Linked DNA regions of Homo sapiens: all the other regions are linked to region 2. Evidence: read pairs that join two places in POLR2A ChIA-PET (ENCODE). Cell type or tissue: OCI-LY7. All regions are shown on one strand. Each heading gives the region's core, and the rest is flanking DNA. Links, peaks and the distances in the headings are about the cores only. Region 1 has its middle 24 kb from the start of MIR4708. Region 2 has its middle 31 kb from the start of MIR4708. Region 3 has its middle 16 kb from the start of LINC02324. Region 4 has its middle 35 kb from the start of FUT8-AS1.

Region 1 (7,671 bases), core at 2,191-6,190, 56 kb after region 2:
TAATGTTGCTACTTTTGTTATGTGACACAGCTATTGGACTAAAAGGTTTCACCTCAAAGTGCCTACTTTACCTGCAGGCTCTGCCACAGGGGCCCTTGTGGATATTTCCAAGGTTATATAGTTAGAGATTGTCCTTGAGGTATTAGTCATGTGCCAAGTTTGAGTGGTGGTGGTAGTAGAAGGAGTGTTGAGGAAACTTTAGATCTTCTCCCCGTAATCTAGGTCAGCATCCCCTGTTCCTTGTTGTAGGTAATTAATATTTTCTCATTTTCATGTATGTAGCCATGTAAACAGCTTAGAGCATCCTCTTCCCCTCCCAGCCTTTCAATCAGATTGCTGCCCCTAAACCCCTCCTACAGAGACATTCTGACTTCCAGGCACCAACTGCTCCCCTAGACACCAGCAACCTCCAGAGCCCTTTACAGAAAAGGCGCAAGGCTCCAGACTCATAGAATCCAATTCTCTCTCTCATCCACAAAGCCCTAGCTTCTCTCCAACCAATCCCCACCTCATCCTCTGGGGTACTGCCATCTAATTCCTTCTTGGGTTTGACCCTTGAATTATAGAGAAACCATTAGCTAACTGCTGCCACCACTACCCCCAAGACAAAATGAGGAACTAAGACTGACCGCTAAACACAAAGCCTTAGCTAACTGGGGAGCTAGGAGGTCAGTGAAGAGGAATAGAATTTTTTCTTCCACCGGGTGTAGTGGCTCACGCCTGTAATCTTAGCACTTCGGGAGGCTGAAGTGGGTGGATCACCTGAAGTCAGGAGTTCAAGACCAGCTTGGCCAACATGGTGAAACCCCATCTCTACTAAAAATACAAAAATTATCCAGCCATGGTGGTAGATGCCTATAAGCCCAGCTACTCAGGAGGCTGAGGGAGGAGAATTGCTTGAACCTGGGAGGCAGAGGTTGCAGTGAGCCAAGATTGCCTCATTGCACTCCAGACTGAGTGACAAGAGTGAAATTCCATCTCAGAAAAAAAGAAAAGAAAAGAAAAATATATTTTTTTCTTTTTTTCCTATAGCAGAAAGGGAAAAAAAAAGCCTCATTCGATTATCATCATTTGATGATCGTTCTGTTACCAGCGTCATTCCTTTGGGTGAGTCATTGCTGCCTCCAAGGGATCCCATATTAGGATGCCCCCTTGGGAGGGATAGGAAGCATGACTAACACCTGAGTATAAAGAGGTTCACCCTACACTTCCTGACGTGGCAGGTGAGAGAGTGTGGGTGGGGAATTGGGAGGGGACTGCCTTTCCTTACTTTAGAGTCCTGTCCAATGGCTGGCTTTGTGGTTGGCTCCATTAGGGAGGGCCCACCAGGAAGCCTTCTCTTCTTTCCGTTGAAGACAAGCATGCAAGTTTTCTGTGGTTTGTTAGGGCTGGGCCACCATGTCCTTAGTAGGCAGCAAGGTGGGGTGATGACCTCTGATATCAAACCATCTGGGAGTTACTGCTGCTTTGTAAAAAAACAAAGGCCCAAAGGTAAAATGTGGAGAGAGCAGGGTACTGGAACACCGGCTCACATATCTGGCAGAGGCACTGAGGCCACTACTGCTGGCCTCTTTTCCGTGCCACCTGAGTTGATTTCATTCAACTCATGTGGTCAGGGGCAAGCACTGGGACAAAGTTCTCCCCAGGAGAGGTAAGAACCAGAAGGGAGCTTCTGGGTCTCATCTGGATTAATAGAAGCCATGAGTACTTACTCTGGCGGGAGCCAGGTTCCTTCACTTACTAGGTGTGTGACCTTGGGCATTTACTTATGTTCTGTGATTCAGTGTTCTTATCTCTAAAATGGGGATAATATGTCTACTCCACAGAAGTGTTGCAGGGATTTGTTAGTGTATTTAAAGTACTTGGAAGAGTGCTTGTCACATAGCAAGTATTATAAAAATGTCAACTGCTGTAGTTACTGTTGTTGCTGTCTACAGAAGCCAGGTGTGGACCACAGAGCCAGAAGCCTCGGGCAAGTCTCCAGAGTTGAAACTAGAAAGAATTATTTATAACAGTTCCCATCCTGCCTAGGGCTACAGATGAGACAATAGCTGTAAAACAGTCTCAGCTTCCCTGGGAGGGGCAAAATACCCAGATTCACTGCTAGAATACTCGAACAGAGGCTATTTCTTTAGGGCTCTGCAGCCTAAGCAGACCCTACCCTTAGGTGGTTGAGATACCCCCTTAATGGCCATGATTTGAGGGCCCCCAACACATCTCCATCATAGGCTTGCCTCAGTATCTAAAATTTTCTTCAGGGCTTCCAGTTTGGAAGATGTGACCTATTTTACAGCCAGACTGTCTATGTGTAAACCTCGGCTCTGTCACTCACTAGCTGCATAATCTTGGACAGGTTACTTAATGTCTGCACCTCAGTTTCTCATCTGCAAAAGTGAGGGTAATGACAATAGTCTCTTGATAGAGGCAGAGTGCAAATCACATAAAATAGTGTGTGTGAAGTTTTAGCAAAGTGCCTGGTACACCCTGAACTGGTGGTAATGGTGGTTTGACTAGAGAAGGCATAAATTTGCAATTTAATAGTGACTTCTGGATGAACTTGGAGGACATTATGTTAAGTGAAGTAAACTGGGCACAGAAAGACAAACACCACATGATTTCCACACATATGTGAAATCCAAAAGAGTTGATTTCTTAGAAGCAGAGAGTAGAATAGTGGTTACCAGAGGCTGGGGAGGGTAGGGAGGGGAGGAGAACAGGAGAGGTTGGTCAACAGGTAAAAAGTTACAGTTAGGAAGAATAAGTTCTAGTGTTCCATTACATGGTAGGGTGACTGTAACTAGTAACGATGCAGTCTATGTTTCAAGATAGTTGGAAGAGAAGATTTTGAGTATTATTACAAAGAAATGATAAATGTTTAAAGTGATGAGTATAGTAATTACCTTGAGTTGATCATTATAAAGTATACACATGCATTGAAACATCACATTGTATCCCATAAATATGTACAATTATTTTGTGTGAATTATAAATAAATTAATAAAAATATTTATTAAACCATAGATACTCAATATTTAAACACTTTTTAATAACAATTATCACATGTACAAAAATGTTGAAAACTAATGCAAGTAACACCTTTAAATACATCATTTACTTTTTTTACATTATTATTATTATTATCATTTTTGGAGATAGGGTCTCACTTTGTTGCCCAGGCTGGAGTGCAGTAGTATGACCTCCTCAGGCTCAAGCGATCCTCCTACTTCGGTCTACAGAGTAACTGGGACTACAGGTGCATGCCCGGCTAATTTTTGTGGTTTTGGTAGAGATGGATGGGGTTTCTCCGTGTCGTCCAGGCTGGTCTTGAACTTCTGTGCTCAAGTGGACAGCCCCATCTTGGCCTCCCAAAGTGCTGGGATTATAGGTGTGAGCTACCATGCCCTGCATAATTTACACTGAATAATTGTTTTATCTATGTCTTTGCCATTTTGTTTTCTGCTGTTATTTGTGTTTTTTTGTGCTATTATTTTACTGTTTGGTGAGTACATATATTTTCCCCTTAATAATTTGAAAATAAGTTGCTGAGCATCATGACACTTTAAATACTTAACAGCATATGGTTACCCCAAATAAGGACATTCTCCTACACAACCAGAACACTATGACCACATCTACAATAACTAATAATTATTCTTTAATATTATTTAATACTGAGTCCATATTCACACTTTTTCAGTTGCTCCCAAAATGTCTTTTAGAACTGTTTTTTTTCCTATTAAGAACCAATCTTTTCTTTTTTAGGGGCACTGACTTTTGAAGAGACCAGGGCATCTGTTTTACTTTTGGGGTTTGTCTTACTGTTTTCTTGTGATGGTGTTTTTAGTGAAGTTTTGAAGAAGGATGCAAACAATCTGGAGCTTGAGCTGGAATCCCTGGGCTGCCCCAAGGACACATGCTCTGCTGCCCGTCGAAAATGAGAGAAGAAACCAATAAACAAGGCACATTCATTTTCTTGTGTATTGCAGCAAAACATACATAACATAAAATTCATCATTTTAACTATTTTTAAGTGTACTATACAGTTCAGTGGCGTTAAGTACATTCACGTTGTTGTGCAACCATCACCACCATACATCTCCAGAACTTTTTCATCTTCCCTAGCTGAACCTCTGAGCCTGTTCAACACAAACTCTCCATTCTCCCCTCCCCTCAGCTCTGGCAACCGCTATTCTACTTTTTATCTTTGTGAATTTCACTACTCCAAGTATGTTACACACTACTTGTCTTTTTGTGATTGGCTCATTTCACTTAGCATGATGTCTTCAGAGTTCATCCATGTTATACTGTGGTCAGCATTTCCTTCCCTTTTAAGGCTGAATAATAATCCATTGTATGCATGGAACACATTTTATTTATCCATTCATCTGTTGACTGACACTTGGGTTGCTTCCACCTTTTGGCTAATGTGAGTAATACAGCTATGAACGTGGGTTTACAATTTTCTGATTGCATCCCTGCAAGGCACACTCTTTTTTTTTTGAGACGGAGTCTTGCTCTATCACCCAGGCTGGAGTGCAGTGGCATGATCTCTGCTCATCGCAATCTCCGCCTCCCGCCTCCTGGGTTCAAGTCATTCTCCTGCCTCAGCCTCCCGAGTAGCTGGGATTACAGGCACACACCACCACACCGAGCTAATTTTTGTATTTTCAGTAGAGACAGGGTTTCACCATGTTGGCCAAGATGATCTTGATCTCCTGACCTCATGATCCGTCCGCCTCAGCCTCCCAAAGTGCTGGGATTACAGGCATGAGCCACTGCACCTGGCCAGGCACACTCATTTTTACCTTATGTTGTGGGACTAGCCCTCATGCATCCTCTGATAACTGGTAATTTTACAAATCATGTTTCAAATCTGCATGATTCTCTCCCTTTTATCAAAATCTAACATGAAACAACTCTGTCAGTCTTGCCATTAGCTGGGTTTACAGCCATCTATACCAATAATAGAAATGTGGGCACGACTCACAGCAGGTGTTTCTGCATTGCTTAATGTGGTAAGTGTACTGATTATACCATTATGGAGTAAGAAGACAAACATTCCAAGCTTTTAAAGCTAAATTCAAAGGCCAGAGATGCCTTTTTAAATCAACCTAAAGCATTTTTAATCTGTTAGGCTCCCATACTTCAGAGGACTGGCCTATTAAAGGCACTTGTTCCAAGATTCCAAATGTACACATGTGATTTATATCTAGCTATCCACAAAGTATGAGAGGAAGCAGGGCAAAGTAGAATGAGCTCTGCACTGGATAATGAGGAGATGGGGATCCAGTATCCGGACTCTGTTGATAACCATGTGACCTGGGGCAAAGCCTCAACATTTTTGTGCCTGGGTTTTCTCATCTGTCAAATGGGAAGTTGGCTTATAGCCCTCAAATGCTATGATGGGCTGAGCTACATTTTATTTTTTATTATTATTGTTTGCAGAAGTCTATAATAGAAAGTCAGGTGTGGAAATGGGGAAGCACTGAAGTTGAGTTCACAACTTAGTGAACACAAATTAGTTGGGTGACCTTGGAGAGATTCTGTAATTTTATGAGCCCATATTTTCTCAAAAAAATTGTTCTGCAAAATGGGGATGGTAAATGCTGCAGAGCAGTGATGAAGATGGTAAGTCATCAGGTATGATGAAAGAACTTTGGAAACTTTCAAGGTGCTATACAATCACATGAGAGTGATTACATGGTGATTTTAAACTGTAAAGAGCTCTATAAAGCCAGGCATGGTGGCTCATGCCTGTAATCCCAGCACTTTGGGAGGCCGAGGCAGGCGGATCATGAGGTCAGGAGTTCGAGACCAGTCTGACCAACATAGTGAAACCCCGTCTCTACTAAAAATACAAAAATTAGCCGGGCGTGGTGGTGTGCACCTGTAATCCCAGCTACTTGGGAGTCTGAGGCAAGAGCATTGCTTGAACCTGGGAGGCGGAGGTTGTGGTGAGCCGAGATTGTGCCATTGCATTCCAGCCTGGGCAACAAGAGCAAAACTCTGTCTCAAAAAAAAAAAAAAAAGCTCTATAAATGTAAGGATCTACTAGAGACCTTGTAAGGATACTTACTAGGACTAAATTACTATTGTCCTAAGTAAGGGCACTAACCTTACTGACTCATAGAAACTCAGTATTTTACATTAAAAATAGACTATGGCCGGGTGCGGTGGCTTGCACCTGTAATCCCAGCACTTTGGGAGGCTGAGGCTGGGGGATCACCTGAGGTCAGGAGTTCAAGACCAGCCTGGCCAACATGGCGAAACCCTGTCTCTACTAAAAACACAAAAATTAGCCGGGCGTGGTGGCATGTGCCTGTATTCCCAGCTACTTGGGAGGCTGAGGTTGGAGAATTGCTTGAACCCGGAGGTGGAAGTTGCAGTGAGCAGACGCTGTGCCATTGCACTCCAGCCTGGGCGACAGAGCAAGAGTCTGTCTCAAAGAAAACAAACAAACAAACAAATAAATAAATAAATAAATAAATAAATAAATTATAACTCCCATTCTCCTCTCCCCAAGAATCCACTTTTAGTGGCCTTGGGTATTTCCTGAAATCGCTGGGAATGTTGTGGTAGATCCTCCCCTATCTCTATTTTATAAACTTTCATCAGCTGTTTGAAATGCTTTCTTTCTTTCACTCCAGAACTTGTTGCAGCATATCTTGTTTCAACAACCCTCCAGCCTGCCAATGGAGCTTTGGTTTCGCCAGTTGTGATGACTCTGAAGCTCTTTGTCAGTTCTTTTTATTCCTGGAACACTTGATCAGCTAGTTGGGTTGCATGTTGTTTTAACCCCTGAAGAGCAGATTCCCAGGCTTTGCTGTTTTACAATCTATGATTTAGCTATGATTGTTCTAACAAGTGTTCCCTGCCAAAGCTTGAAATAGTCCCTGTCAACAATTGTTCCCTCTACTCTTTCCAATAGCACAACGCTGTCTTCTAAGGAGCATGCTGTGTTTTCAGTTCAAAAGGGGGACTGTTTGAGGGAAAGAATACAGGAATTGATGAGCTGAGAATTAAGCTAATGACTCAATGGATTACAGATTGCTTTAGAAGCTGGGTGTGGTGGCTGTAGTCCCAGCTACTCAGGGGGCTGAGGTACGAAGATTACTTGAGCCCAGGAGTTCGAGGCCAGCCTGGGCAATATAGCAAGACCCCCATCTCAAACAAACAAACAAACAAACAAACAAAAAGCCCAAATTGCTTTAGGGTCAAGGGTGATACGCAATGCTAAACAATTAGTATGCATAGGAATCACCTGGAATTAAAAATAAAAGTGCAGATTTCTAGACCTGACCCCAGATATCCTCTGATTAAGAAATTCTGTCCTCATTAGCCGGGCGTGGTGGCTCACACCTGTAATCCCAGCACTTTGGGAGGCTGAGGCGGGTGAATCACAAGGTCAGGAGATCGAGACCATCCTGGCTAACATGGTGAAAACCCGTCTCTACTAAAAATACAAAAAATTAGCCGGGCGTGGTGGTGTGTGCCTGTAGTCCCAGCTACTCAGGAGGCTGAGGCAGGAGAATGGCGCGAACCTGGGAGGCGGAGCCTGCAGTGAGCTGAGTTTGCGCCTCTGTACACCAGCCTGGGCAACAGAGCAAGACTCTGTTTCAAAAAAAAAAAAAAAAAAAAAAGAGAAGAAATTCTGTCCTCATAAATGAGACT
Region 2 (7,671 bases), core at 1,880-5,879:
GTTATCTGCAGAGCCGGTGTCTGATATGCAAAATGCTGATAAGGCTTAGAAACTCAGAAGACCTGAGGAGGCCCCCTTTGATACTGTTTGATAAAGCAACAAGCGCAATCACAGTGCCAGGGCCTGTGCTAGGAATTGTATGTACCCTGTCTTTAATCTTCAAACAACTCTGTGTTACTGGAAAAAACACCTGCCCACACCCACTCCCTCCCCTACTCACCCAACAGGGCCTGGGAGGAAAAGAAGTCCTGTTTCTCAGAGCAAATGTAACCTGGCAGCCCTTAAAAATACAATTGGTGGCCAGGCATGGGGGCTCATACCTGTAATCCCAGCACTTTGGGAGGCTGAGGCGGACAGATCACCTGAGGTCGGGAGTTCAAGACCAGCCTGACTAACATGGAGAAAACCTGTCTCTATTAAAAATACAAAAATTAGCCAGGCATGGTTGCACATGCCTGTAATCCCAGCTACTCGGGAGGCTGAGGCAGGAGAATCACTTGAACCCAGGAGGCAGAGGTTGCCGTGAGCTGAGATCGCGCCATTGCACTCTAGCCTGGGCAACAAGAGCGAAACTCTGTCTCAAAAAAAAAAAAATACAATTGGTAATTTTAAAGCTTTAGCAGAGTTCTTGGATATGTGGAGGGAGAGCAAAGTTTGCAGCAGGAACTGGAGAGAGATGAATTGGTTGCGTTATGTTATGCCGTTATTATCCCTTAGGAAGGATCTGTGTTTCCTCTAGAAGGTGAGGGCAGAGGAGGAAGAGAAAGGAAAGAAAAGGAAGACAAAGTGGCTCGAGAACATATCGGGAGACTGGATCCGGAACAGGGAAAAATGCCAAGGGACAGACAGACTGAGAGAATACATAATATGTATGTAGAGAGAGCTTATATCTATAGAGTGCCATATATGTGTGTGTGTGTGTGTGTGTGTGTGTGTGTGTGTGTGTGTGTGTGTGTGTGTATAAATTTAGTGTAGAGAAAGGATCTCGCTTTGTTGCCCAGACTGGTCCAAAACGCTTAACTTCAAGTGATCCACCCACCTCAGCTACCAAAGTGCTGGGATTACAGGTGTGAGCCACCACACCCAGCTAACAATATTGATTTTTTAGTATGCCTAGCAGGATATAAATCCCTCCATGCCAAGCTTGTCTAAACCGCGGCCTACGGACTGCATGTGGCCCAGGACGGCTTTGGATGTGGCCCAACACAAATTTGTATACTCTCTTAAAACATTATGAGATTTATGCACGGACCATTTTTTTTTTTTTTTTTTTTTAGTTCATCAGCTATCGTTAGTGTTAGTGTATTTTATGTGTGGCCCAAGACAATTCTTCTTCTTCCAATGTGGCCCAGGGAAGCCAAAAGATTGGATACCTCTGCTCTATGCAAAGCCTTAGGTGACTGAGTTTTTGTTGAAATTAAGGAAAGAACTGAGCTCTACAACTGGATTGACATGGCATAGGTTAGAGGCAGCGTGTGACAGGTGATGAGCCAATATTCCAGAATTTAAATAATCCTGGGGAAGTAGGAGCTCACAGCCTGGGTGATTGTATGCATAGGACGATTGTATGCATCTTCAGAAAGTTTTCAGAAATCCCAGGGGGGTAATGGACTGCCTATACCCCTGTGACGGGTATTTGAGGACATCTTACCTAAAAATTAAGGGCCAGGAAGACTCTCCAACCTCTGTTTATACCTAAAATTACATAGTATGTATGATTTTTGAATCAAGTTGTCATTTTGCATCACATTTATAAACATTTCCAATGTCATTAGAATGTCTTCACTTTTAAAGTTTAGCGCAATGTGGGTACACCTTAATTTTAATTCTATAAAATTGACTATTCTGGCTGTTTCCAGCCTTGTTTTATGTTTTGTGTTTTTTTGCAATTATAACTACCGCTATGATAAACATCTGCGCAATACATTTTTACTAGGCAGCAGCTTAACCATGCCAACGTAATCCAGACTGACCAGGATTCTCAAATTTAGTCTCCATCGAGAGACCAAATATGCAAATGGACAATGGCCAGACCATATATGAAAACTGAACTCTGATCCACAGCCTCTGTAGCGACCAGCCCAGGAAGCCAAACCACAGCCTCTATAGCAATCAGCCCCCAGTCAGGACTTGGTCAATCATTGCCAGGTTCCCTAAATTTTGGCCCTCCTTCCAACTCAGGACCAACCAGAGAAAGCCAGATATGCTCTCTACACCAATTCTATAGGGCACCCTGCTTCTCAGTAGCCTGCCTCCAGCTCTTTCATGCCAACAACCTCCTATCAGAGCACACCTGAAGCCCTCCCCTTTTTTTCTCACTCTAAAGCTTGCCTACTCCCCCGCCTGACTTTGACTATCTGCTAAAACCAAGTGCTAGTGGCTGACTCCCTCGCTATAGAGAGCTCTCCATAAATCTTCTCTGCTTGTTCTCATTCGGGTTTATGTCTACACTGAGATATGCAAAGCGTATCTCAGGTCAACCTGGTAGACACTGAACCCAAAGGACTATCACAGGCCAAACACTACATAGGAGGCTTTTCTATCATGAGCCATTGGAAAATTCCTGGCCATTTCTAGAAGGACATCTAGCAGAAAAACACCACCTCCACACGCCATGCATACCTACCAGATAGAAGGCCCTGGGCCCCATGTTGGCTTTGACCACTTCATGCCTTTGCAGTACCAGAAGCAGCAGAAGCAGAAAGCCACAGAAAATAAATCAGCTGCTGAGTTCAAATTGCTGCAGTCCATCACGCTGCCGTGTCGCCAGCTCGTGGTGCCAGGCCAATTACTACCACAAGCACTGAAGTCACTTTTCAAAACATGGTCAAACAAACTCCAGCAGGGCCAGCTAGGCGTTAAAACACTCAGACACAATTGTCAAAGCAAAGATTTATGTGCCAGTAAATAAAAGTCAGGGCTCCAGTTTAGTAATCACCTGGCCGACAGCCTGAAGGTTAACCCTTTCTGGACAGACCTGACCCACTGTCAATTCAGAGAGACAAGAATAAAGAGGGCAGAAGGGGATGGGGTGGGAGGGAGCAGGGTGGGGTCCAGTCAGACTGAAACTGGGGTGATTTTCTGTGCTGTCATTCCTAGGCCACCACAACTTTGGGGGCTGTGGGTGACTGTCAACTCAGATCATCTGTGAGGCAGGTGTGACTGTTTCCTATGTCTTCTTAAGCCTCTTAAGTTCACACAGTTACCCAGAACCATCAGGAAACGGAGATAGATTTTCTCCCACTGTGTCCAGCACTGAGGTTCCCTTAAGGTTTGCAAGTTTCTTTTTAGTATTTAACTCTTTGAAGGACACATGACAAGTAGACCCACCCTTATTTGATTAGGACTCCCTCACCAGGGGTGTTAGAAGTGCCATTGCAGATGCTTACATTCTAGGCACACAAGAAAAAATCTTAAAAGCTCCTCTCTAGCCCAGCATTCTGAGAAATGATGCTGTCTAACTTTAAATAGGCTTTTAAAGTCTATTAAGCATCATTTACAAATCCCACTGGGTTTTAATCTCTGCAAACCTTCCGAGTTGGTATCACCATTATCATTATTCCCTTCTGAGGCTCAGAGAGTTTAACTGACTTGCCCATGAGCACGAAGCTAGGAAGCGACACAGCTGGGGCTCATCTGACTCCAGAATCCAGTGGTACTTTGGGGATGGGGCTGGAGGGTTAGGGGTGGGAGGCGGGTAGGAAATCCAGCTTTCACTAGAGCTGGAGGTGTTTGCCCTAAGCTTCCTGATACAAGGGGAGGGTGGTGATTTTGAGGGTTTACAAGGCTCACAGGGAGACCCATGGCTGGAAATCACCTCTGGGTTCTCTTCAAGCCCCGGAAAGGGAGTGCCCGAATGAAACAGCTCTTCTGGTATTTTAATGGAACAAAAAGCCCGAAATACAAGGAGCTGGCTGGTTGCTGGGACGGCCCCTAACTTACTCTTTAACTGTAATGAACTGGTCATTTCCTGGATGTAAAGGAAAAGTTTAAGAAAAAAGTGACAGAGAAACCCCCTCCCAGCCCCCCAGCCCCCCAGCCCAGCCAGCTGCAGCGAGGAAAACAAATGAGCTTCTATAGATGGAATCCTTTGTTTGAATAGAGGCTAATTGTGGCTCCTCTGCTTGTAACCTGGGGTCAGGTGGCTGACACCCAAACGGTTCCCTCAAGGCAGTAACTACGAGCCCCTGGAAGAATGAGCACACTGGGACTCGGGAAGGGACCACTTACAAGAAAGGTCTGAATCTGGAAGAAGCAAAGGATCAAGTCAGACGTGTGAAGAATAAGGAGCCCGTGGATCTAGAGAGAAAGAACATTTTTCTGTGAAGAGTTTCCCCTCCTTATCCTCTCTCCCTGCCACATTTAGGTAAAAAGACCCAGTGATAAATAGCACCTGCCAGCCATGGTAGGCATGACCAGAGTGGCATGCGGCCTGTGCATAGGGTGCTGGATGAGGGCAGAGGCACCCATGGAGGTGCAAGCCTGTTTCGCTGCCCCTCCTGACCCCAGCATCCCTAGCCACCAGTGTGATAAAGTGAGTGCCTCCAGAGGGCAGGAAGGCAGAGACCCTGCCCAGCCCCTTCTCCTGTCCTCTGGCCTCCTCATCTGCCTCGCGCCACTTCCTTCCACCTAGCTCTTCTCTCTTGGCCAGCCTCCCACATGCAGGTGCCAGTGAGAATAACACTTGCACTTAGATTGATTCTGTATTTTCTCTCCTTTTTTTTTTTTTTTCTTTTTTGAGACGGAGTCTCTCACTGTGTCACCCAGGCTGGAGTACAGTGGTGTGATCTCGGCTCACTGCAACCTCCGCCTCCCAGGTTCAAGCAATTCTGCCTCAGCCTCCTGAGTAGCTGGGATTGCAGGCACCCGCCACCACGCCCAGCTAATTTTTGTATTTTTAGTAGAGACAGGGTTTCACCATATTGGCCAGGCTGGTCTCGAACTCCTGACCTCGTGATCCGCCTGCCTCGGCCTCCCAAAGTGCTGGGATTATAAGTGTGAGCCACTGTGCCCAGGCTTCTCTCCTTTTTACTAAGCTGTCCAGGACACGGTCCCCTCAGGGTGCTAAACACCCTCCTGGCCTGAGAACAAAAGAGAACAGAGCTGGAAGTGGAGGAAGCTATTCTTCTGCTTTTCTTGATCTCTGATCCTATCCCCTTCTAGCATCCCAGTCAGCTTGTGCCCCCTGAGTGGCATCTTCCTGCTGTGGGACTCTTGTGAAAGCCACGTCAGGGCCCTGTGGTAGTGAGGGGGAGAGAGCTACCAGTGACTCTGATGGGAAGGAGATCTCCCTGTGCTGTCGCCATCACAGGGCTGGGCCATGTGCTTCAGAGACTGCCTGAGAGAAGGGAGCTCAGGATGTTTGAGGTGGGACTGAGTTTTGACCTGAAGACTTTTGAAATGTTTGTGAAAAGAGGAGAAAACACACAGGGAAATTCAACAATAAACCTAGGCTTTTAAAAGAATCCAGAAGTGAGTCTTGAATTTTCTAAGAGGCAAGACATGGATACAACTTTAGGGCAGATGGTTACTTAGTTTTGGAAAAACCAGTGTAATGGCTCATTTAATTATGCAAATGTGGGGATATAGTAGCTGGAAGGGAAAAGTGCTCTGGAGGTAAAGTGAATGGGTGTGTCTGTGTTAGAGTCTGCCATAGATCTCTGCTGCTTCCTTAGGAAAAACTAGATTTGCTGAGAAAGAAGTTGACCTGTGCCAGACCGATGCTACATTGTAGCTGCCTGTGTTCTTGTAGCACTCATCATAGATGAAGACTCTGCTTTTGTGAAGTCTTTGTGGGGACTGGGAACACACAGTTGAGATTTTTTTTTTTTTTTTTTTTTTTTTTTTGAGACAGAGTCTCGCTCTGTCACCCAGGCTAGAGTGTGCAGTGACGTCATCTCGGCTCACTGCAATCTCCGCCTCCCAGGTTCAAGCGATTCTCCCACCTCAGCCTCCTGAGTAGCTGGGATTACAGGTGTCTGCCACCACGCTCGGCTAATTTTTTGGGTATTTTTAGTAGAGATGGGGTTTCACCATGTTGGCCAGGCTAGTCTTGAACTCCGACCTCAGGTGATCTGCGTATCTCGGCCTTCCAAGTGCTGGGATTACAGTCGTGAGCCACAATGCCTGGCCAGTTGGGGAGATTCTATATGCAGCCCAGCCCTACAGACTGCTTTGGGATTCCCAGGAGAGACCCTGTTGGCCAAGACATTGGTGTCCCCATTATGGGCATTACTAATAATGAGGCCCTTTTGAGTGGCTTCTCTAGTATCAAACATTCACTAGGTAAGGCTTAGGATTTCTTTCTTTTCTTTTCTTTTTTTTTTTTTTTTGAGACAGGGTCTCGCTCTGTCGCCCAGGCTGGAGTACAGTGGCGCAATCTCGGCTCACTGCAACCTCTGCCTCCTGGGTTCAAGTGATTCTCTTGCCTCAGCCTGCTGAGTAACTGGGATTACAGGCACACGCCACCACGCCCAGCTAATTTTTTTGTATTTTTAGTAGAGACAGGGTTTCACCATGTTGATCAGGCTGGTCTTGGACTCCGGTTCAGGAGTTCTTATCCTGAGTCCGTGGACCCGCCGTGAGGTCAGTGAATAAAATTCAGAGACTCTATGTACTTGAATGAAAAAAATATATATATTTTTTACTAACTTCTAAATGATTTTAGCGTTTTCTTGAGTAGTAATACAGGTAAGAAACTACAGTCATATTAGCAGAACTGGTGACTTTATCACTGCTATGGTTTAGATATGGTTTCTTTGGTCCCCCCCCAAAGAAATTGATCCCCAGTGTTGGAGGTGGGGCCTAATAGGTTTTAGGGTCATGGGGCTGAATCCCTCATGACTGGCTTGGTGCCTCCTCGAGGTAATGAGTTCTCACTCTACTAGTTCTTATAAGAGCTGATGGTTAGAAAGAGCCTGGCACCTTCCCCCTCTCTCTTGCTTCCTCGCTCACCACATGATTTCTAAACACCAGCTCCCCTTTGCCTCACACCATGAGTGGAGGCAGCCTGAAGCCCTCACCAGAAGCAGATTCTTATGCCATGCTTCTGGTACAGCCTGCAGAATCATGAGCCACATCAACCACGTTTCTTTATAAATTACCCAGCCTCAAGTATTTCTTTATAGCAACAAAAAACAGACTAAGATAGTCACCAATAGAAACTATGGATATTTTCATGTCACCTTACTGTTGTTAATGTTATCTTGAAGTATTGTGTACATTTATTACTGCTTGAAATTTACAGTAGCTATTAGGCCTGTCCCTAGAAACTGGCAGGGTTAAACTCAACTTCCAGTTGGCATCAGGTGATAGAATCACTTGCAGGTGGTTTAACACTGGACTGGACTCAATCCTTGGCTCAGGCCATCCTGAAAGCCTATAAGCTACTGATCCATTTGGGGAAAGGGGAGAGTACCTACGCAGTATTTACAGCCAATGCACCTATCTTGAACACAACTCATTTTACCAGTGAAAATTAATATCTAACATTTATTATGCTAGCTAACAAGCCCTCTGGTGTTAATATGAAATAAAGATGGTTGAAGTTGTAGTGGTGTGGCCCTCTGGTTAGATCTTTTTTGCTTAGAGTTCTGCTTATAATCTTTCAGATGTTATTCATTCCTGAAGAGTGCCTTTCCTTTAGAAGACACCAAATGTTAATTAACTGCT
Region 3 (7,671 bases), core at 1,460-5,459, 98 kb before region 2:
TGCTCACCACCAGTCCTGGCTAATTTTTGTATTTTTTGTAGAGACAGGGTTTTGCCATGTTGCCCAAGCTGGTCTCAAACCCCTGGGCCCAAGCAATCCTGCCGCCTCAGCCTCCCAAATTGCTGGGATTATAGACTTGAGCTACACACTGACTGTTTTTACTTTTCTTGTGCCTAATATTGAGAGGTGAAGCTAGCTGGACTTCCTGGGTCAAGTGGGAACTTGGAGAACTTTTCTGTATGGCTAAAGGATTGTAAATGCACCAATGAGCACTCTGTGTCTAGCTAAAGGATTGTAAATGCACCAATCAGCGCTCTGTAAAAATGGACCAATCAGCACTCTGTAAAATGGACCAATCAGCACTTGGTAAAACAATCAGCAGGATGTGGGCGGGGCCAAATAAGGGAATAAAAGCTGGCCACCCCAGCCAGCAGCGGCAACCAGCTCAGGTGTCCTTCCATGCTGTAGAAGCTTTGTTCTTTCGCTCTTCACAATAAATCTTTTTGCTTCTCATTCTTTGGGTCCGCACTACTTTTATGAGCTGTAACACTCACTGCGGAGGTCTGCGGCTTCACTCCTGAAGTCAACAAGACCATGAACCCACTGGGAGGGAGGAACAAACAACTCCTGACACGCTGCCTTTAAGAGCTGTAACACTCACTGCGAAGGTCTGCAGCTTCACTCCTGAAGTCAGCGAGACCATAAACCCACCGGAAGGAAGAAATTCTGGACACATCTGAACATCTGAAGGAAAAAACTCCGGACACACCATCTTTAAGAACTATAATAATCACCGCGAGGGTCTGTGGCTTCATTCTTGAAGTCAGTGAGACCAAGAACCCACCGGAAGTAATAAATTCTGGACACAATATTTCTACTTACTCTGTTTTGTCTTAGCGCCTTAATTATACGTATGGGGCTTGTCTTACATTCTTGGTCTGTCTGTTCAGTCCTGCTTTGGATACACTTATGGCTCATGGGGTTTGCTATTTGTCTTCTGAGGGAGTGACAATGCCCCACTTAGAGCATCTCATCCCTAAGCCACTGGCTGCTCACTCTGGTATCATGTGCATATATGAAAGTGTCCAAGGCCAGATCCTGGTCTGAGACATCTCCCCAGGGGGTTCACACGTTTTGTTGCTACTGCTGTGGTTGTTGGTTCCTGGAATCCCTGTTTCCCTCTATGGTCTCTCCAGCATGGATTTGGGAGAGGGAGCCGGCCACCCTGCTTACTGCCAACTTGGCAAGGACTGGGAGTGTTTTTCTGGCTCATTTCTGTTTCTTGTGTAACCTATCCGTGCTGCATTTTCTTTTTCTTTTCTGTTTTTTCAAGACGGAGTCTTGTTCTGTTGCCCAGGCTGGAGTGCAGTAACACGACCTCGGCTAACTGCAATCTCTGTCTCCCCGGTTCAGGTGATTCTCCTGCCTCAGCCTCCCAAGTAACTGGGACTACAGGCATGCGCCACCACGCCTGGCCAATTTTTTGTATTTTTAAGAGATAGGGTTTCACCATGTTAGCCAGGCTGGTCTCGAACTCCTGACCTCATGTGATCCACCTGCGTCGACCTCCCAAAGTGCTGGGATTACAGGTGTGAGCCACTGTGCCCAGCCATTTTCTCTTACTTGTAGATGGATGAAGCCTATGTTACTATAATTTGCTGAGTATGTGTATTTCTCCATTTTTATTGGTCCATTTCAATTCATTTGCAAAGGGCCAATCAACTGCTACTGTGTTTAATTCCAGAATCCTGCTAGTGGAGGTTTATAAACAAGGTATCTGTGAGGAGATGGGGATCTGAAGGGTGCCCTGCAGGGAAGCTTACTCGAGCCCTGGTTGGTACCTTGGTGACCCCAAGCCCCATGCAAATCATAATGTTGGCTTTTCTGGTGTGGCTACTCCCCACCCTAAGTCACACTGTTACTATCTGGCCAGCCTAAGACCCCCAGGCAAACAAAGATGACCTCCCGGGGGCCAAGGGTAAAGACTAGACCTCTTTGAGGGGCAAGGTTCAATTCTTTACTGCACAGGTAGGGAGACTTAGGCTGCAGCCCGGCTCTGAGAAAGGTTCAGCTGGGTGGAGGAGGAGTCTCTGGGCCAAAGCTGCCCTTTGGAGGAGTCCTGGATCTTGCAGAAATGGCCTGCTTAGTGCCCACCCCCTGCACCCCTGCTCAGCACTGGCTGGGAGTAAGCCTGGGGACTGTGGCTTCAGTGTGAATGTGGGGGTGGGGTGGATGCAGAGCAGTAGCATGTGGGGTATCCAGCCAGGCCTGCTCCACAGAGCAGGAGAGCAGAGCTGGGAAGGGACAGTGGGGATGTGATCTGTTAGCCTTCTGGCTGCAGCGCAGTGCAGACCTCCCTTGCCTGATATGACTGGGTCTCCACCTCTTCCACCCCAGTCTCCTGACTCCTGCAAAAAAAGAAAAGGGGGTGTGCAGGGCTGCCAAACACAGCCATGTCAGGGTGGGCCGGTCCCTGCATTGTGCGCCCACCTGCTGCTGCTGTGTTGTAGGGGAAACCGACCAAAGCACGTAGAGTTAGAACAAAACAAGAACATGGGCTGTGGAGACAGGCTGGCTTCCATGTGCCAGTCTCTCCTGCAGCTTCTGCTCTGGCTGCTGCTCTCTCAGGATCCCGTGCAGCTTTGCCTCGGCCTCACACAGGAGAGTTCTCACACGTAAGGTGGGCCTAGGGGCTGCGGCTCAGAGTCTCCTGTATTGGGATCATTACACATGTCCAGAGTGACAGCTGAGAGGAAAGGGTCCTTGCTTGTGTGCTCAGGAGATGGCTAGGGAGGAGCCACCCCAGGGGAGTTGCCACAGCCAGAATTGCTCTGCTAGGCCCTTCCCTGAAGAGACTTCAATTCTTTTATAGATTTCTCCTTCTTAAACCCAACAAGCTGTTTGGGCAAGAAACCAGGTGAAAGAAACTGAGATTATAGGGGAAGTGTGAAGTGTAGACCAATCATGTGGAACAAGGAAGGGGCGTGACTCAAAAACATAACGTGTGTGTGTGTGTGTGTGTGTGTGTGTGTGTGTGTGCGCGTGCTGACTGGCAGAGCTGGGCCTGCTCTTTATTTGGGAGCCTGCTTGCTACTTTCACCTGTGTTTTCAGCTTGTCTTAGTGCTTTTCTCTCTCATAGTCCAATCCCAGCCCAGCAGATGGTTCACTATGCTTTTAATTGAAGAATGAGGAGGAATCTTTGCACACTTAAAAAACATCCATGGCTGGGTACAGGGGCTAATGCCTGTAGTCCCAGAACTGGGAGGCCATGGCAGGAGGGCACTTGAGCCCAGGAATTCGAGGCTGTAGTGGGCTGCGATCACTGCACTCCAGCCCGGGCGAGAGAGTGAAACTCTATCTCAAAAAAACAAAACAAGATACCATCCAATCCTGGGCCAAGCCCCCACCAACACTGATCCTAAAGGAAAGAAAGCATGGCTGCAGCAGGCACAACAGGACACAGCCCCACCCTTGGAACATCGTGCTCCTGGGGACAAGACACTGGATGCGGAAGCTGGCATCCTAGAACTGACTTTTTCGTTGAGTATTATTACTGTGTTTCCTGGATTCTAAAACACTATTGATTGCAAGATGCACCATTATTCTTTTCTTTCAAATCTAGATCTGCAAACGCCATCATTTTAATAACTGCTTTTAGGCGGAGGAAAAGAAACACAACCACATCAAACGCATGCATCAACTGAAACACCCATCCTGATTTCGGGACCCTGAAAATAAGAAAAATACAGCGCATCTTAAAACTGAAATGGGAAAAAAAAAAAGGAGAACTTATAAAAACTAAATACAGAGGAGACTTTTTCTAATTCTGGAAATGAGATGCAAAACCAATACCCACATTTTGGAATCATAGTATGAGTAGGCTTTTTACCATGTATCACTGCTATTCCTTTTTTTTTTTTTTTGAGAGGAAGAAGGCGTGAGTTGACCTGGTATTACTCACCCAAAAGTGAGGCATTGGGGATATTTATATTCAGCAAGCAGTGCAGGGTTTAAACTGGTGAGTAGATATTTGCATCTTCTAACCACAAAAGTAAAATAAGAGAACTAACTGAAATTTCAGTTTTAGAATGATGATAGCTAATACTTGTGGAGCTCCTTTTTCTCCAGGCACTGCTCTAGGTCCTTTGAATGTATTAACTCATTTAACCCCATGAAAATCCTATGAGAAGGTGCAATGAACAGCTCTAGTCATAGGGATGGGAACAAGGAATCATAGAGATATTAAGCAGTGTGCTCAGGGTCCCATTGCTAGTGTATAGACTTGCACAAGGATAGTATGGCCCTATAGCCCCTCCTCTTAACTGCACTATACGGCCTCTACTAAAGCGTAAGTGAGGGAAATAGACCAAACAAAACTGAGAGTTTGTGGGTGGAGGAAATGCTGAGTTGGGCTAAAGGCAGGAGTATGCTGGTAAAGTGGCTCTTTTCTCCCACCCCAAATGCCCTAGTTCATAACATTTGCCAATTTCCTTGGTGTAAATACTTCCAACAGTGGCCGATTTCAAGACACCAACCTGCTGTTAAAATTCTGAGTGTTTAACAATTGCCTCTCTGGAGCCAGTATAAGCTGGCCCTAGCACGCCACTGGCTGAAAGTAATTGTCCAAATTAATATGCAGCGGTTTAGCCAGGAACGTTTTTTGTGTCATGTTAAATTAAGCCAACTGTGGGTGCGACTCTGCATGTGTGTTCAGGGCTTGGAAATTGTTTCTCCCCTTCTGCTTCTGTAACCACCCAAGGGGTTCACCTTGCCCGCTGCCTAGACAGAGCCGATTTATCAAGACAGGGGAATTGCAATGGAGAAAGAGTAATTCGCTCAGAGCTGGCTGTGTGGGAGACCTGAGTTTTATTACTCAAATCAGTCTCCCCAAGCATTCGGGGAGCAGAGTTGATGTTTGTTTTTTGTTTTGTTTTTTTTTTTAGACGGAGTCTTGCTCTGTCGCCAGGCTGGAATGCAGTGGAGCGTCCTCGGCTCACTGCAATCTCTGCCTCCCAGGTTTAAGCAATTCCCCTGCCTCAGCCTCCTGAGTAGCTAAGACTACAGGTGCGCACCACCACACCCAGCTATTTTTTTTTTTTTTTGTATTTTAGTAGAGACGGGGTTTCACCATGTTGGCCAGCATGGTCTCCATCTCCTGACCTCGTGATCCGCCCACCTCGGCCTCCCAAAGTGCTGGGATTACAGGCATGAGCCACCACACCCAAGAAGCAGAATTTTTAAGAACAACTTGGTGGGTTGGGGCTGGGCACAGTGGCTCATGGCTGTAATCCCAGCACTTTGGGAGGCTGAGGCAGGCAGATCATGAGCTCAGGAGTCGGAGACCAGCCTGACCAACATAGTGAAACTCCATCTCTACTAAAAATACAAAAATTAGCTGGGCATGGTGGCGTGCGCCTGTAATCCCAGCTACTCAGGAGGCTGAGGCAGGAGAATCACTTGAACCTGCGGGGGCAGAGTTTGCAGTTAGCCGAGATCGCCCCACTGCACTCCAGCCTGGGTGACAGAGGGAGACTCCGTCTCAAAAAAAAAAAAAAAAAAAAAAAAAGAACAACTTGGTGGGTTGGGGGTGGGGAGCCGGTGAGCTGGGAGTGCAGGTTGGTCAGGGATGAAATCATAGGGGGTTGAAGCTGTCTGCACCGAGTTAGTTCCTGGGTAGGAGCCACAAGATCACATGATTCAGTTTATCAGTCTGGGTGGTGCCAACTGATCCATCAAGTGCAGAGTCTACAAAATAGCTCAAACACTAATCTTAGGAGCAGTTTAGTGAGGGTCAGAATCTTGTAGCCTCCAGCAGCATGACTCCTACAACCATAATTTCTAGTCTTGTGGCTGTTAGTCCTACAAAGGCAATCTAGTCCCTAGGCAAAAAGGAGGTCTGCTTTGGGAAAGGGCTGTTACCGTCATCTTTGTTTTAAACTATAAACTACATTTCTCCCAGTTAGTTCAGCCTACGCCCAGGAATGAACAAGGACAGTTTGGAGGTTAGAAGCAAGATGGAGACAGATAAGTTAGATCTTTCTCACTGTCTCAGTCATAATTTTGGAAAGGCAGTTTCACTTCCCTACCACCAACCACGGGAGTGAGCCCCTTGCTGGACTCTGGGAAGGGTGGCTTCCTTGCTGGCCTCCCTGAGCGTCACAGAAGAAGCTGAGGACCAGAGTTCCCATTGGAAGGGGGGCAGTTGCCCAACTCAGGTTCAAGAAGGATCCGTTAGGCCGGGCGTGGTGGCTCACGCCTGTAATCCCAGCACTGTGGGGGGCCGAGGCAGGCAGATCACTTGAGGTCAGGGGTTTGAGACCAGCTTGGCCAACATGGTGAAACCGCGTCTCTACTAAAAATACAAAAATTATCTGGACGTGGTGATATGCACCTGTAATCCCAGCTACTCAGGAGGCTGAGGCACGAGAATCACTTGAACCCGGGAGGTGGAGGTTGCAGTGAGCCAAGATTGTGCCACTGCACTCCAGCCTGGGTGACAGAGGGAGACTCCATCTCAAAAACAAACAAACAAAACAAACAAACAAAAAAACAGAAGGATCGCTTAGTGGCTGCCTGAGTGCCTCCTTCCTGAAGCAGAGTGGCAGTAATGGAATTAGATATAAAGTAAGAGCAACTACCAGGTTAAACAAGGGGGAAAGGGTCTCTGAAGTGGTGAAGCTGAGGGGCCAGGAGGAGACTGGTGAGCTGCGGCCAATGAGGGGAAGAGGGCAAACCCTAAAAAGCTAAAGAACTGGAAAAAGGACAACTGTAGAAACAGTCACAAAGTAGGGTCACAAACCCAGATACCTACATAAGCCAGTCAGATAATTTAAGTGGGCAAATTGGACAAGGTATGATAAATAAGGAGTGATGGGGACTGTGAAAAACTGTAAATACACACCCTGCCAGAAGACCTCAAAGGTTTGTTTTAAGTTTTTAATTTAAAATTTTTTTAACATTGTAGACCAAACAAAACAGATCCGCAACCTGGATGCAGGCCTTGACTTTGTGAGTTGTCACAAAGGCCCTCTTCCAAAGGTTTTGGATGACAGTTGCCCCTGCTCCTCATTTGAGGCACTGGGGTACCAGGGATGGGGCAGCCAGCGGGATCCATCCATCCCAGGTGCAGGCTATAAGGGATGCATTGTCTGTAGCGAATTTTAAAACAAACTAAAATCCAGTCTGCTTTTTATTTTCACCACATGCTGGCAATTCTAAACAGTTACAGTAATAAAAATATTCCTCCTTGAAAAAAATCTTGTTCCCTAAGTTCTAAATAATTGTTATGGCTGCTGTTGAGTTTTAACAATGGAGGCTTTAAATTAATGCATTTAAATAACATCTATTAATGATCATTATATTCTATATAAGACATTAATTTGAAAAATTAATCCTTGACTCAAGTGGATTCACCCACAATTTGTTTCCAGAGTAAGTACCTAATAATTTGGAATCTCTGGGTTCTAAACCCTGTGGAACTGAAACTGCCCCAGTAGTCCCATTGATAGTTTTTTGGATACATGTAGAAATTGACCCTTCTGGATTGAAACTTACATTTGTTCTTCCTGGGTTCTTTCCTCAGGAAATGACCTTCAGGCCTCTCAAAAAAAAAAAAACCTCAAAAACCTCAAAGAACTGAAACTCCCCAGATCACCACATCCAGACAGTGA
Region 4 (7,671 bases), core at 1,326-5,325, 74 kb after region 2:
TGTTTTCAGGCCTGCCCAGCACTCCCACCTTCGGAGGAACCAGTTGCCCCCAAAGGCTGAGTCTTTCTGGGATTCTCAGACTCGTTGATCTGTTTTTCCTGTAGGTTTAGGTTTCAGCTTTCTCTTAATATTGTTTATTTCTCTCATTTACTGTGTCTTTGTCTAATGCTCTGTTTGTCTTTGTGTGTTTATGTCATTTAAAAATTTCTTTGCTGAGTTTGTTTTTGTGAGAATAGAGATAAATGTGAGTGTACAGTCTGCCATGTTTCACTGGACAATAATGATTTTCCATTTATTTTATTGGTTTATATACCTGGAGGAGAAATTGTCTATAATGTACTACATACTCAAATGTCCTGGGAAAAAGGGGTTTGGATAAACATGGATTTTTCTCTGATTCTCTCTTTCCTCTATACCTCCACTTCCCCTGCCCCTGCCCACACCATGAAAGACCAAAGGTAACTCTGACTGATATGAGTTCTTTGGCTTTCCATACTTGGTATTTTGGCACTATTGGTTCCTCAAGTTCCCCAAAGACAGCTGGACTAGTGTGCCTATAAATCTTCAATCCTAACCAACGGTGAGTTGTTTTTTTTGTTTTTTTTTTTTTGATGGAGTCTTTCTCTGTCACCCAGGCTGGAGTGCAGTGGTACAATTTTGGCTCACTGCAACCTCTGCCTCCTGGGTTCAAGTGATTCTTCTGCCTCAGCCTCCCAAGTAGCTGGGACTACAAGTGTGTGCCACCACGCCTGGCTAATTTTTTTTTTTTGTATTTTTAGTTGACGTGGGATTTCACCATATTGGCCAGGCTGGTCTCGAACTCCTGACCTCGTGATCCACTGGCTTCTGCCTCCCAAAGTGCTGGGATTACAGGTGTGAGCCACCACACTGGCTTACCAAGGGTGAGTTGTAAATGTAACTATTCCCTGCAGGTCTGTGGCTTAGAGCAATGAATTTAGATAAGGTCAGGGTTTACTGTTGTTTATTGCCTTACAATAAGAGCTGTTTGTTCATTGTAATTGGCTTATAAAAGTTCTTGAGTCACTAATAAATAAACACAGGGGTGGGGTGGTCATTTCTTAAGTGGAAGGTGAGAAATCCTAAGGGTATATGAAGTCTGAGAACCCTTGTCTTTGTTTAGTTCCTCAATACACCCTTTAAGATGAGCCCAGGAAATTTCAGATATCTGATTACTTCCAAAAAATTATTTTCTGCCAACTCATATCATCGTAATTAAACTAGTTGCCACACGTGGCAAATATTGTAGGCAATGAAATTCAGGCTGATCACCATAGTTAAGACATGGACATAAATAGCAAGAATAGGGTGGGAGGACCAGGTGGGGTGGCTCACACCTGTGATCCTAGCACTTTGGAAGGCTGAGGAGGGAGGATTGTTTGAGCCAGGAGTTTGAGATCAGGCTGGGTAACACAGCAAGACCCCATCTCTACAAAAAAAGTTTTAAAATTAGCTGGTTGTGGTGGTGCGTGCCTGTGGTTCCAGCTACTTGGGAGGCTAGGGTGGGAGGATCACTTGAGCCCAGAATGTTGAGGCTGCAGTGAGCCACGGTCGTGCCTCTGCACTCCAGCCTGGGTGACAGAGCAAGACCCTGTCTAAAATGAAAAGAATAGGGCGGGAGTACTAATAGCTCTCACTTGACTTGGCCCCATTTTACGGATGAAATAGGCTCAGAGAGCCTTGTAGCAAGTAAGTAGTGTCACTGGTATTCAAACTGATGTTTGTCAGACATTGCCTCTTAGAGAGGAATATTTTGAATTCAGAATCTAAAAGGTTTGTATTCTGTGGCTGGGTGCAGTGGCTCATGCCTGTAATCCCAGCACTTTGGGAGGCCAAGGCGGGCAGATCACTTGAGGCCAGGAGTTCAAGACCAGCCTGACCAACATGGTGAAACTCCGTCTCTACAAAAAACACAAAAACTAACTGGGCATGGTGGCGCATGCCTGTAATCCCAGCTACTCAGGAAGCTGAGGCCGGAGAATCGCTTGATCCAGGGAGGTGGAGGTTGCAGCAAGCCAAGATCATGCCACTGCACTCCAGCCTGGGTGTCAGAGTGAGACCCTGTCTCAAAAAAAAAAAAATAATAAAATAAATAAAATAATAAGAAAAGGTGTGTATTCTGGAAAGCATAGAGTAAAACCAAAGAACTTTCCGCAGAAGAAAATTTCTATTTGTCAAGTATGGTTTTCCATGATTATTATTCTAGCAAATATTACAGGGCAGTGAGACTAGGAAGACAGTTGGCAGAAAGGCTTCTGTTTTGGTGGAGAGAGATGGAGCAAATACAATATTGTGAACCTGATTTTAGTATCAGCCAAACAAAATCAAGAAGAACATGTGGTGGTGGTAGAAGCAAGAAATGAAAATCTCTCGTTTCATCCACAGATTGTTTTTGTTTTTGTTTTTGAGACAGAGTCTCTTCCTGTCACACAGGCTGGAGTGCGGTGGTGTGACCTTGGTTCACTGCAACCTCCACCTCCTGGTTTCAAGTGATTCTCTTGCCTCAGCCTCCCAAGTAGCTGGGATTATAGGCGCCCACCACCATGCCTGGCTAGTTTTTGTATTTTTTAGTAGAGATGGGGTTTCACCATGTTGGTCAGGCTGGTCTTGAACTCCTGACCTCAAGTGATCCACCCGCCTTGGCCTCCCAAAGTGCTGGGATTACAGGCATGAGCCGCTGTGCCCTGCTCACAGTTATTAAAAGCACTGATTTTTTTTCTTTCATAGCAGACAAGTTCATCTTCAAGAAAACTAAGAGATCTCTTCCCCTGACAAAAAACAACTCCATGTTTGATGGGACTCAGACCTGGGCTCTTCTGTCACCTCTAGGTAGGGAGGTCTTGGAGAGCAAGGTGAGTTCCTATGAAGAGTTTCACGTGAGGGATAGAAAAGGATGGATGTGTCAGTTACTCTCAGGTAGCCCGGAAGAGCCTGGCAATGTTAGATTTTTATGTTCATTTTAATTGTTTTGATGTCTTAACCTAGTAATAAATTGTCAGTTAATCACTTTTATGCAATAATAAAAGGTGCATAAAATGTTACTGCTGCTTCCTGCTCAGGCCCCCTCCCCAGCATGGAGTGTTATTGAGATACATTTCATTCAGATAAGTTGGCAGTTTTATCAGAGCATAGAGGACACCCTGACAATTATCCTACATGCTGCAGCAGACAATATGAAAAGCTTCTAGGTCCAAACTCCCTCTAGCTCCCTAGAGTATATTTTACAAAGGGTGCAGCTTTGATGGAACTGGAGAGTTTGGTCACCAGGTTATTTGATTGTAGGAAAAGTCCATATTCTGCTCCAGGACTTAGAGACTAAGGTCAGTAAATGGGGAGATAAGTGATTAACAAATGTGATATTCTTGCCTGGTGGTAAAAATAAAAAAAATTTAAAAAAACCCAAATGTGATAAAATGGGCATTCTGTGTTAAATCAAAGCTGCATGGGTTTTAAAATCAGGTTTATGTAATAATATTTTGGAATTCTTTCCAATTATAGTGAGACCAGAGTGTTCATGGAAAGTCACCATCCACAGACATTGGAAAAATAGTCATTCCCAATTTCTGCTATGTGATCCCGGTATGGCCTTGCTGATTTGTTTGCTTTCTAATTCCTTGGTTTAAGTAGAAAGGAGGATCCTCTTTACAGTGTTACTGTGCAGAGTAGTAATTGTCAACCTCGATCTTGTAAAAAGCAAGAATCTTTCTGAGGATGTTGCAAACTCTCAAGAGGTTTGAATCTAGCCTGGTATGCCCCTCCCACCGAGCACATGACATCAGGAGAACCAGTTGTGAAATTAAACAATGATAGGGTGATGCAACTTCAAAGAAGTTGGAAATTTTTGATATAATACGGTTATAAAGCTACAGGTTATAAGAATAAGTGACTTGAATTTATGGTGAGTCATATGACAATCTCAGCACTTCACTTGGTGGCTGTTTCCAAAGGAGGGAGAAGGAAAAGACAGAGAAGAGATGAGGGGCAGAGGGAGAGCTGCCTCAGTTGTGACAGTTCTACCAGACCATAAATTAAGCTATTATTAGTATCAGCTGTTACTTATTATTTAACTCAGTAGTGCTGCACTGTAATTCTACAACTCTTAACTTGGCAAACATGTTGTAATGGAGCCAGCTGTATGAAAGAGTCTATATAAAATTAACTTTACTATTCTTGTTATTATAGTTTAGGAGTCACCCTACCAAGTGGGTATGATGATGAAGGTGAGCTGCTAAGAAAGAGGTTGAGAGACAGCTGATGTTTGTTTCAAGCAAATCTTCTTTAACCCGAGGCACCAGGAGCAGAGGGCCAGTGGGTAAAAAGGTTAAGTAGGATGGAATCTACAATAAAGCCAAATGTGTGGGTTCTATTGCTGATCTTGTCGTTATTTTGGATTTTTGGAGTGGAGATGAAATGAAAATGTTTGTTTTGTATCTACCTGCCCAGGATGTAAGTAAGAGGGAAGAACAAGACTCTAGGAGAGAAATAGAGGCTCCCCTAAAAAAACACCTTAAGTAAATGTCAGGTGATGTCACCCATAAAGTCTTCCAGCCATAATAATTTCACCTGAAAGCTATTTATTTTGGAAACAGACAGAAAGCCCTGTCTGTTCCACTTTAAAGTTTCACATTAATACTCCCTCATTTTCCGATGTTAGAATACTTCCAGGACTATAGGTGAAATAAGTCTACTAGAAGATTAGCCAAACATCTGTTTGTCTACATAGTGACCCTTACAGCATCAAAATTTTCTTTGACTCTTCCATGTAAAGAATTATGAAAAATATAGTAATACTTCTAAAAAAATTTCACAAGAAGGTTTTTTTTTTTTTTTTTTTTTTTTTTGAGATGGAGTTTCACTCTTATTGCCCAGGCTGGAGTGCAGTGGCATGATCTCAGCTCACTGCAACCTCCGCCTCCTGGGTTCAAGCGATTCTCCTGTCTCAGCCTCCCTAGTAGCTGGGATTACAGGCACATTCCACCATGCCTGGCTAATTTTTGTATTTTTAGTAGAGATGGGATTTCATCATATTGGTCAGGCTGGTCTCGAACTCCTAACCTCAGGTGATCTGCCTGCCTCGGCCTCCCAGAGTGCTGGAATTACATGCGTGAGCCACCTCTCTCGGCCAACACAAGAAGCTTTTTAAACAAATAAAAATAACATGCAGAAACACAAGAAAGCAGCATCATATAAGCAAGGTTCAAACATTCAATAAATATCTAGTGAGTGGCCAGGTGTGGTGGCTCATGCCTGTAATCCCAGCACTTTGGGGGGCTGAGGCGAGCAGATCACTTGAGGTCAGGAGTTTGAGACCAGCCTGGCCAACATGGTGAAACCCTGTCTCTACTAAAAATAGAAAAAACTAGCTGGGCATGGTGGTGCACACCGTGGTCCCAGCTACTCAGGAGGCTGAGGCAGGAGAATCGCTTGATCCTGGGAGGCGGAGGTTGCAATGAGCCGAGATGGCGCCACTGCACTCCAGCCTGGGCAACAGAGGGAGACTCTGTCTCAAAACAAAAAACAAAAAAAAAAAGTGAGTACTAATTACTTTATGTGCTTGGAGCTGAAATTGTAGTGGGTGAGTGATGCAAACCAGGATCCAGTCTCCACAGCACTGCATGCCGTTCTGGGTTCAAGAAAAGGGGGCCTGATTATTTTGAGTCTGTTTTTTGTAAGTGAGTGTCTTACTCCGTTTGTGCTGCTATAACAGGATACCATGGACTGAGTAATGTATAAACAATCGAAATTTATTTCTCATAGTTGTAGGGGCTGGGAAGTCCAAGATCAAGGTTCTGGCATTTGATACCTGGTGAGGGCCATCTTGCTGGGCATCCTCACATGGCAGGAGGGGCGAACACTGGGTCCTCACCTGGAAGAAGGCAAAAGGGCAAAAAGGGCCTTAGCTAGTTCCCTAGCCCTTTTATAAGGCACTAATCTATTCAGGAGGGCTCTGCCCTCGTGACTGAATCACTTCCCCAAAGGCCCCACCTCTTAATACCAGCACAATAGGGATTAAGTTTTAACAGGAATTTTGGAGGAGACACATTGTAGTAGTCCATTTTTGCGCTGCTGATAAAGACATACACGAGACTGGGAAGAAAAAGAGGTTTAATTGGACTTACATTTCTACATGGCTGGGGAGGCCTCAGAATCATGGCAGGAGGTGAAAGGCACTTCTTACATGGCAGTGGCAAGAGAAAAATGAGGAAGGAGCAAAAGCAGAAACCCATCAGATCTCATGAGACTTATTCACTATTACTAGAATAGCATGGGAAAGACAAGCCCCCATGATTCAATTACCTCCCCCCGGGTCCCTCCCACAACACATGGGAATTCTGGGAGATACAATTCAAGTTGAGATTTGGGTGGGGACACAGCCAAACTGTATCACACATTAAAACCATAGTAGAAGGTTAGACAAAAATAATAAATGGATAGGGATAGAATAATGTAGTATTTTAGAGGCATGGTTCAGCAGCCTGTGGCAAGGGGTCCAACAGCAGCTTTGGAAACAATTTCTAGTGGTTCAATATTCACGCTGTGGAGAGCCAAGTAGGGATGCTACCCTGATTTTATCCCAACCTCTCCCAGCCTTCTGCAACCTCATCCCCAACTTTACTCCCACTTGAAGGGTCATCCCTCTGGGGTCCTCCAAGGCTCTTTCAGGCAGGCTGGTCATGTTTCTTGCCTTTTCTTGCAGCTACCCCCAATCTCAACTTGGTTCACTTGGATGTCAATGAAGGAAATCCTTGGCAGCTACTTCTGAATGTATTGATCCCAATTTTGGAAAGTGTTTCGCAGAGAAAGGGACAGTCAATGTCACAAGTTTCCCATTTAGAGGTTCCCATTTACCATCTGGAAAATTAGAAGTCTTCTAGCTTGCTGGTCTGGTTGCCTGTACCACATGGCAAAGATAATAATAGGAGGGTCAGGCAGTGCAGGATGGCTCAACCTCAGCTGCCATCCACTGAGCCTCCACAATTGCCTAGGCATTGTAGAAAGAGGTGGCACAGTCCTAGCCCTTGATAGATTTGGAATCTAAAGTTATATTTTTTTACATTTGAAAGAAGAACTTAAAAATATGCAGGTTAAATCCACTTCCTAAATATTTATTGATTGCCGTTAACTTGGACCATTTAACACTATCTTTTTGAAGCCCCATCTCCCTTTGCTCTCACTAATGGAGTGTTCTCAATAATAGGCTTTTTCTCTTTCTTAAATGATCTTCTACAGCTCTTTCCTTTAAACTAAACTAAAGGAATATTATCATAACTGAAATGTTTTCCTATTCAGCTAGAAATGAGCATTTAACTTAAAACAAATTGCAGGCCAGGCTTTAAAGGGCCATTAATTAGTAATGGTACCAGAGGAGCAAGGTGACTAGATGGCTGAAAGTGGACAAAGTGGTCCTAATTTTTGCTTCTTATTCCATCTGACAACATTTGTCCTTGAAAAGCACATTTAATTACTGAATGAGGTAATGTGGTAAAATTTCAGTATGGTGCCTGGCACATGGAAAGCGTCAGTAACTATTCCGGGCCTCTTGACCCTTTGCCTTCTACCTTCTTTGCTCTCAGCAGTCATTCATACCTTCCATCTCATAATGAAAATAATGGCTTGAGCTCACTCAACTTTCCTCAACTTAAAGCTTATCTT

Evidence for each region. ChIA-PET counts read pairs that join two places held together with the same protein. Peaks named below come from ENCODE experiments on the same cell type or tissue, not always from the same donor. Only the 100,000 strongest peaks of a DNase experiment are listed, where the experiment ranks them.
Region 1: POLR2A ChIA-PET joins it to region 2 with 20 read pairs; 7 of 35 experiments call an interaction of 5 or more read pairs at or near these places.
Region 3: POLR2A ChIA-PET joins it to region 2 with 68 read pairs; 8 of 35 experiments call an interaction of 5 or more read pairs at or near these places.
Region 4: POLR2A ChIA-PET joins it to region 2 with 13 read pairs; 4 of 35 experiments call an interaction of 5 or more read pairs at or near these places.

What each region holds. Positions count from the first base shown.
Region 1 is chr14:65,355,344-65,363,014 of GRCh38, forward strand. It overlaps a transcript of FUT8 not described here. Among named protein-coding and RNA genes, the nearest start is that of MIR4708, 24 kb to the left of the region's middle. RefSeq lists enhancers at 584-1,783, 604-693. In OCI-LY7, for the core only: a CTCF peak has its summit at 4,418 (motif pointing left); DNase peaks (open chromatin) are centred at 4,408 and 4,970; H3K4me3 peaks cover 1,176 bases; H3K27ac peaks cover 3,346 bases.
Region 2 is chr14:65,299,903-65,307,573 of GRCh38, forward strand. No RefSeq gene overlaps it. Among named protein-coding and RNA genes, the nearest start is that of MIR4708, 31 kb to the right of the region's middle. RefSeq lists enhancers at 2,380-2,479, 2,500-2,569, 4,700-4,799 and a silencer at 3,050-3,149. In OCI-LY7, for the core only: no CTCF peak of the experiment used is centred there; DNase peaks (open chromatin) are centred at 2,239, 4,109, 4,389, 4,639 and 4 weaker places; H3K4me3 peaks cover 3,831 bases; H3K27ac peaks cover 4,000 bases.
Region 3 is chr14:65,202,595-65,210,265 of GRCh38, forward strand. No RefSeq gene overlaps it. Among named protein-coding and RNA genes, the nearest start is that of LINC02324, 16 kb to the right of the region's middle. RefSeq lists enhancers at 2,438-2,547, 5,811-5,900. In OCI-LY7, for the core only: no CTCF peak of the experiment used is centred there; DNase peaks (open chromatin) are centred at 2,977, 3,597, 3,997 and 4,327; H3K4me3 peaks cover 3,487 bases; H3K27ac peaks cover 4,000 bases.
Region 4 is chr14:65,374,005-65,381,675 of GRCh38, forward strand. It overlaps a transcript of FUT8 not described here. Among named protein-coding and RNA genes, the nearest start is that of FUT8-AS1, 35 kb to the right of the region's middle. In OCI-LY7, for the core only: no CTCF peak of the experiment used is centred there; a DNase peak (open chromatin) is centred at 3,749.